2 separate regions of the Homo sapiens genome follow, and region 1 is linked to region 2. A link is a contact called in ENCODE Hi-C or POLR2A ChIA-PET data. All regions are on one chromosome and are shown on one strand. Each heading gives the region's core, a stretch centred on a gene start or an enhancer-like site at or near the end of the contact. The rest is flanking DNA. Distances are from core to core; before and after follow the strand shown. Region 1 overlaps CAMK2G (calcium/calmodulin dependent protein kinase II gamma). Region 2 holds the start of SEC24C (SEC24 homolog C, COPII component).

Region 1 (3,167 bases), core at 238-2,737, 100 kb before region 2:
ACCCAGCCCCATACACTGGGATGCTCTGCAGATGTGCTTAATATACCAGATAGTGCCTGATGACGGGGGTCTATATTCTAGGCCAAGTTCCTCAGCCTTGGTGCTACTAACGTTTTAGGCCAGGTACTTCCTTGTTGTGAGGCCTCTCCTGTGCATTGTGGCAGACATTTAGAAGCATCCTTGGCCTCTGCCCACCAAATGCTGGGAGCACCCCTCCTCCAGTTGTGACAACCAGAAATTTCTCTAGGCATTGCCAAATGTCCCCTGCGGTGGGGGGGGGCGGGCGGCAAATTCATTCCCAGTTGAAAACCACTGCTCTAGACTGCCCCCGCTCCCTGTCAGGAGTTTGATGACAGGGATGGCAGGATGGTTTGCTATGTGGACAGTCTGATTTACGTGTGTGACTGTGGCTGGGCGCAGTGGCTCACGCCTGTAATCCCAACACTGAGAGGCCAAGGTGGGTGGATCACTTGAGCTCAGGAGTTCAAGACCAGCCTGGGCAACATGGTGAGACCTTGTCTCCACAAAAAAATACAAAAATTAGCTGGGCACGGTGGCTCATGCTTGTGGTCCCAGCTACTGGGGAGGCTGAAGTGGGAGGATTGCTTGAGCCCAGGAGGTCAAGGCTGCGGTGAGCTGTGTTCACGACATTGCACTCTAACCCAGGCAACAGAGTGAGACCCTGTCTCAAAAATAAAATAATAAAATAACTTTGGGTTTTTTTCTCTACGCAAAATCATCAGAAGTGCTCCTTAAATGCCCTGTTTGGAAGCTCTTAAGTACATTGTTTCTTAAAGGTATCTTTGTACTTGTTTTAGCTGCCTTACTGGATGCCAGACCTCAGGGCAGCTATTGGGTCTTGTCCATCTTCATTATCCTAGGCACTCAATAAACATTTAGGGAAATGAATGAGTGCACCCACCGCCAAAGTAGCTTAGGTTGTTTAGTTGGACTCTCCTTCCTAAGTTGCCAGCACAAGCTTCTTCTCCAAGAACAAAGTTACTGTATGGAGAAAGAGAAAGAAGGAAGGGATTGGATGCTCTCTTCTTCCTCAGGATTCTGGGCTGTCTCCTGATCTCTTGGAAATGAGTTGGTTGTGTTAGACCTTTCCAGTCAAAAGGGGGTGAGAGGAACCCGTTCTAGCGGTGATCCTAGAAAAACCATTGCATCTGCCTGGGCCTCGGTTTCCTCTTTCTTTAAATAGGTTGAACAAGATGATGTGCAGAGTCTAAGGTTCCAGTGGCCGTTAAGTGATTCTCTGTGAATCCGTGGCCCCTTGTCACATGCCTTAGTCTGCAGCATGTGGTTGTGGATGTGGATGAGGTGGTTTAACCCTGCGCTAACATTTCTTTTCCTTCTGCTTTTTTAGCCACTGTATACATCAGATTCTGGAGAGTGTTAACCACATCCACCAGCATGACATCGTCCACAGGGACCTGAAGGTACTACCCAGGCTCCCCTCCGTGCCTCTGCTCATGAAGTGTTGGCGCCACCTGGTGCCAGATAGTGGTACTGCGTAGGCCCAAACTAGGCTTCCTCTGGGCTGCAGGGTGGGTGCTCACAAGGTTCTCTGTGTTTCTTCTGCAGCCTGAGAACCTGCTGCTGGCGAGTAAATGCAAGGGTGCCGCCGTCAAGCTGGCTGATTTTGGCCTAGCCATCGAAGTACAGGGAGAGCAGCAGGCTTGGTTTGGTAAGGGTGATCCTGTCTTCCCGGAATGCAGCCCCCGCCCTTCCTCCTCTTCCTGATCTGCCTTCCTCTATTAGAACTAGAAGCCAGACCCTTAATGGTCCTGGCCTCCGAGATCTCTCTTGGCCGTACGCGACTCAGTACAGTAAGTCTAGCTGTTGTCAGCACTGCTTTCTTGCTGCCTGTGGGAAGGAGCTGGAGTTCCTGGTAGGCATACGGCTTTGCCGTCTGGTTCAGATTCCAGGCGCTACAAGAAGCCCAGCCTGTCAGCTCTTGCTGCCCATGTGCTGAGAGTTTATGTAGCAAAAGCAGCAGGAATAAGATGGGACTTGGGGGAAATGGCTGGTGTGGATTTAACGAGAGAGAAAGTGGGTTCAGTATGCCTCTGCCCTCTCTTTTGCTACAGGTTTTGCTGGCACCCCAGGTTACTTGTCCCCTGAGGTCTTGAGGAAAGATCCCTATGGAAAACCTGTGGATATCTGGGCCTGCGGTAAGCCCATTCCACGCTCTCAGCTTTTCGCTGTTAAGGGCCCTCAACTTCCGATGATGGCAAGAAAGAGGCATCGCTATTCCTTGCAGGTCACACACGTGCCTGGTGTATGTGAAATTATGGTGTTTGCCCCTGGGATGGCTGTTCCCATCACACCCTCCTCCCTGCGTACTTCTGGGATGACATTGTATCCTTCTTGGAGAGGGATTTGCCCACGCCTTAGAGGATGGGTTGTGCCTAAAGAAATCCCTGGTGTGACTTGGTGACGTGAAGTGTGAGGCATAGCAGGAGGGGCTGGTAGCATAGCATTATCGGCTGGCATCCACTTCTGACTCTGGTATGGCCCCTGCCTTTCTAGGTGGCTCTGAGCCCTGCATGGTTTTTCTTGGTTCCTCAGGGAAGTAGGCGACTGACCCCCATGACCTGTGTGTTCTGTCTCGTAGGGGTCATCCTGTATATCCTCCTGGTGGGCTATCCTCCCTTCTGGGATGAGGATCAGCACAAGCTGTATCAGCAGATCAAGGCTGGAGCCTATGATGTAAGGACCAGAGAGCCGGGCAGCCAGGCCAGGAAGGGCAGATGTCCTTGCTCCTCGGGCTCTGTCCAAGGGAGCAGGCTTGTTTAGTGTGTCACGTGATACGGGGGTGTCAGGGGACTTTGAGGACCCAGGAATGGGCATCCAGGGCCCAATTCTTGCCACTCTATGTCCCAGGGAGCAACTTTCTTTTGCACAGCCTTCTTCATAACTAAAATTGAGGAGTCCACTGAAGTCCTTTGATCTTTACTTGCAAAGAATGGAGCGGCCTCATTGGTGTGCTGTGTAACACAGGGACAAAAGGCCTGGAGACTCCCTCCACTGCAGTGGCACCTTGGACACATTGCTGAGCCTCTGTTCCCTCCTAAGTATAGAGCTGGGCTTAAACCAGAGAATGTTGGAGTCCCCTTCCCGCTCTAATCTGATGTTCTGGCATTCTAAACATGACTGTTCTG
Region 2 (3,329 bases), core at 351-2,850:
GCCAGGCTGGTCTCGATCTCCTGACCTCGTGATCCACCCACCTTGGCCTCCCAAAGTGCTGGGATCACAGGTGTGAGCCACCACGCCCGGCCAAAACCGAAGCATTAAAATCAATAAAAGTTGGCCAGGCACAGTGGCTCATGCCTGTAATCCCAGCACTTTGGAAGGCCAAGTCGGGCAGATCACTTGAGGTCAGGAGTTCATGACCAGCCTGGCCAACACGGTGAAACCCAGTCTCTACTAAAAATACAAAAACTAGCCGGGCATGGTGGCACACGCCTGTAATCCCAGCTACTTGGGAGGCTGAGGCAGGAGAAATCGCTTGAACCCGGGAGGCGGAGATTGCAATAAGCCGAGATCGTGCCACTGCACTCCAGCCTGAGCAATAGAGCAAGACGCCCTTTCAAAAAAATAAAAAATAAAGGACACCTGAAAACTCTAGCAAGGTAACAGATTAAAACCAAGTGCAGAACAGGCACCAAAACTTCTTCACATAATCTGAGGAAACAGTTCAAGAATCAGGGGCAAAGTTAGAGTTAGATTTCATGGAAAAAAATCATTCACCTCATCCCTCAAGCAGAAGACTATGAATATTCTAAATTCCAATGCACTTCTCCAACTCTCCTGTTTCTGCTCCCCTTACGATTGTTATGAATCTCAGCCACCATCAAAATTATTACAATCTTGCTCATCAACACAGGGATGAATTAGAGGGCCTTTTCTAAACAGGGTCCTTCCAAGAAAACTATCTCATCACATCTACTTTCAACAGCTGTATCATTCCAATTATCCTGTAGACAGAAGGGGCCCAGAAAGCAGGAGCACTCAGAGTTGCTGCAAAGGGAACAATGGACCTCTCCCCCTTTGCTAGAAGGGCCACCTTGACTATAGAAAAGGAGCTGATCCTGGTCTAAAACTCTTTAAACTCAAAGTTATCTCAATAGCTGTTCTTCCAAACCCTAAACCTTACAGAGGTAGGTCACTGACACTAAGTTTAAAATATGTCCTCTCCCTTTATGTTTCCAAAGCCGGGGGGAGGGGTAAAGAAAGGAGCTTCTTCTCCAGAAAATAATCCCCTCAAACACATTCAAGAGCTTGGAGTCAGACTGAAGTCTCGACTCCATTCTGGGTGGATAGTCGAGGGTGACAACCCAAGGGGGCGGGGCAAGCTTCCTAGAACTCTGAAAGTAGTCAAGCCATGGAGCCTCGGAGAGCCGAGGATCAAAACCGAGAAGCCAAGTCGGCTTCTAGGGCCACGTTAAGAGAGGGGGCTGCTCTGTTAAGCACAGAGACCAAACGTCTTGCACCTTTTAACAGGCTCGGGGCAGGAAGCAGGAGCCGGAATCTGGGCCGGGAGACGAAGGGATGGTCTAGGACCTGCTCCTGGATGGTGGATGCGTGAGGTGAGGGTCTCTACCCAGGCCCCGCCCCCAGGCTCCTCCCTTCTTTCTGAAACCGGACCCCAATCTGGCCAGTAATACCCTGACCTCTCCTTTGCTTTCCTACCCGCCAACCTCCCGATGCCACTCCTCACCCGGCTCCAGATCCAGGTTAGACTTCGTTCCTAACGTCAAGGCTCCCAGGCTCCACTTCCGGTTCCGAGGGGGCCGTCCCGTCACCCCCGGAAGTTCCTCCTCCACGCTTTAGGGCCGGGCCACTTCTTCTGCCACGTCTGCATTTCGGGGACCCGGATGCCGCGCATGCGCCTCTTTCATCTTCCCATCATGGCCGCCGCCTGTGCGCCTCTGCTGAGTCGTATGTATTTCCCTCCTGACATTTTTTTTCAGATGTTCCAGTCACTTTATGGCCTCACCAACAGAAATGAGATTAAAAAGAATTTGTCAAACTATCTTTAATAATGCCCCTTCACTCTGCCTGTGACGTATTAGTGACCTCTGAGCTAGAGTCTTGTAGTCACTTCCTGGTGACCCCTGACCCCGTTGATTTCCGTCCGCTAGGTTGCTCTCACCCATGGCGTTTGCTGGTTATGAGATTTGCGGAACGTGTGGTGGTGGTAAAGGGCACCAACTGTTGTCAACCTGCATGTGGGGGTCTGAGGTCTGGCTCTACAGCTTGTAAAATGGAAATAATAATGCCCAGAGGATGAAATTAGGCCACATAGGCCGCTTGGCATCATAGTAAGCACTCAGTAAAGGTCAATTGTTATTAACCATTTTTATACAGCGCCTTTGTTTAGGTGCAGAGCTTTATCAGAGCCAAAAGATCTCTGCGCTCTGTTGGAAAAGATAGTTCCTGCAGTAATTATTAGTACCCCATTTAATGGCTAAGTAATTATAGCTAACAGTGCTAGGATTTCTTTTTCATATATGACTTCATTTGAACTTTTCAGTACTATTTGTTGATTTCATAATTTTTCGAGCACTGCTGTTGAAACTGCCTTTGCAAAATTACAACTGAGGAAATTATGATAGTGGAAGAAATCAGACTTAACCGACTCCATCTTGCTTCTAACCTTTAAGCTGTCCTTATTCATTCCTGGGTGTAGGTGGAACTAACTTTGGGGAGGAATTCAGTTTATGGTTTGAAACAAAATTGATAATAGCCCCTTCCCGAAAAGACCCCCTTCTTGCCTGGGGACCAGTCTGTCTTTACAGGACTAACAAATTAGCTACAAGATTACAAATTACAGTTTAGGGGACATGCAGCCTCTCGCTCCAAGAGTCTGAACCTCCCCAAATTGCTTTTAGGAATAACATAACTATTGTAAAACCTAAGATTAGTGCTTGAGATGTTTTGCAGACCCTGCACTCATTGGATCAGCTGACTACCTAGACCAGTAACCTGGCTCAATCAGTTCTGCCATTCCACCCAGGAACAGAAAACAGCAAGAAAACCTCACTTTGACTCCCTGTGATTCCGTCTTCAACCTGACCAATCAGCACTCCCCGCTTCCCAAGCTCCTACTCGCCAAATTATCTTTAAGAACTCTGATCCTCAAATGCTCAGGGAGACTAATTTGTGTAATAATAAAACTCTGGTCTCCCACACAGCTGGCTCTGCGTGAATTACTCTTTCTCCATTGCAATTCCCTGGTCTTGATAAATCAGCTTTGTCAAGGCAGCAGGCAGGGTGAACCCACTGAGCGCTGACATTGTGTGCCAAGCCATGTTCTTGGGTCTGGAAATAGAGCAGTGAACAAAAGTGTTTGTTCTCATATTATTGACAGTAAATATCAGTTATTCTGAGGCACAGAGTGGTTTATTCACTGAAAAATTTGCACTTTAGGCTGTGCTGGAAACTATATATTAGGCATTGAGCATGCTTTACTAAACAAGCAGATTGTTCTTGTCCTCTGTTTTGTTTTGTGA

Evidence for each region. A loop is a pair of places that touch in the nucleus more often than their neighbours do. ChIA-PET counts read pairs that join two places held with the same protein, here RNA polymerase II (POLR2A). Pooled maps may share reads with other maps.
Region 1: a loop to region 2 is called in a pooled map, with 4 times the contacts of the local background. The contact joins the enhancer-like site here to the promoter of SEC24C in region 2. A Hi-C loop is called at or near these places in 7 of 50 pooled maps. POLR2A ChIA-PET finds 5 or more read pairs at or near these places in 4 of 52 experiments (H1, HCT116, HepG2 and 1 more).

What each region holds. Positions count from the first base shown.
Region 1 is chr10:73,847,536-73,850,702 of GRCh38, reverse strand. It overlaps CAMK2G (calcium/calmodulin dependent protein kinase II gamma), which reads left to right. Exons shown (of 23, transcript NM_001367534.1): 6 at 1,370-1,442; 7 at 1,588-1,690; 8 at 2,094-2,177; 9 at 2,621-2,715. Among named protein-coding and RNA genes, the nearest start is that of CAMK2G, 25 kb to the left of the region's middle. Within about 2 kb of position 1,487, at least 16 of the 41 ENCODE cell types and tissues checked have a DNase peak (open chromatin) inside an H3K27ac peak, as active enhancers do.
Region 2 is chr10:73,742,643-73,745,971 of GRCh38, reverse strand. It overlaps SEC24C (SEC24 homolog C, COPII component), which reads right to left and starts at 1,600. Exons shown (of 23, transcript NM_198597.3): 1 at 1,535-1,600. It overlaps LOC124902453 (a long non-coding RNA gene), which reads left to right and starts at 1,707. Exons shown (of 2, transcript XR_007062195.1): 1 at 1,707-1,755; 2 at 2,761-3,008. RefSeq lists enhancers at 1,085-1,651, 1,552-1,981, 1,652-2,219, 1,059-2,258.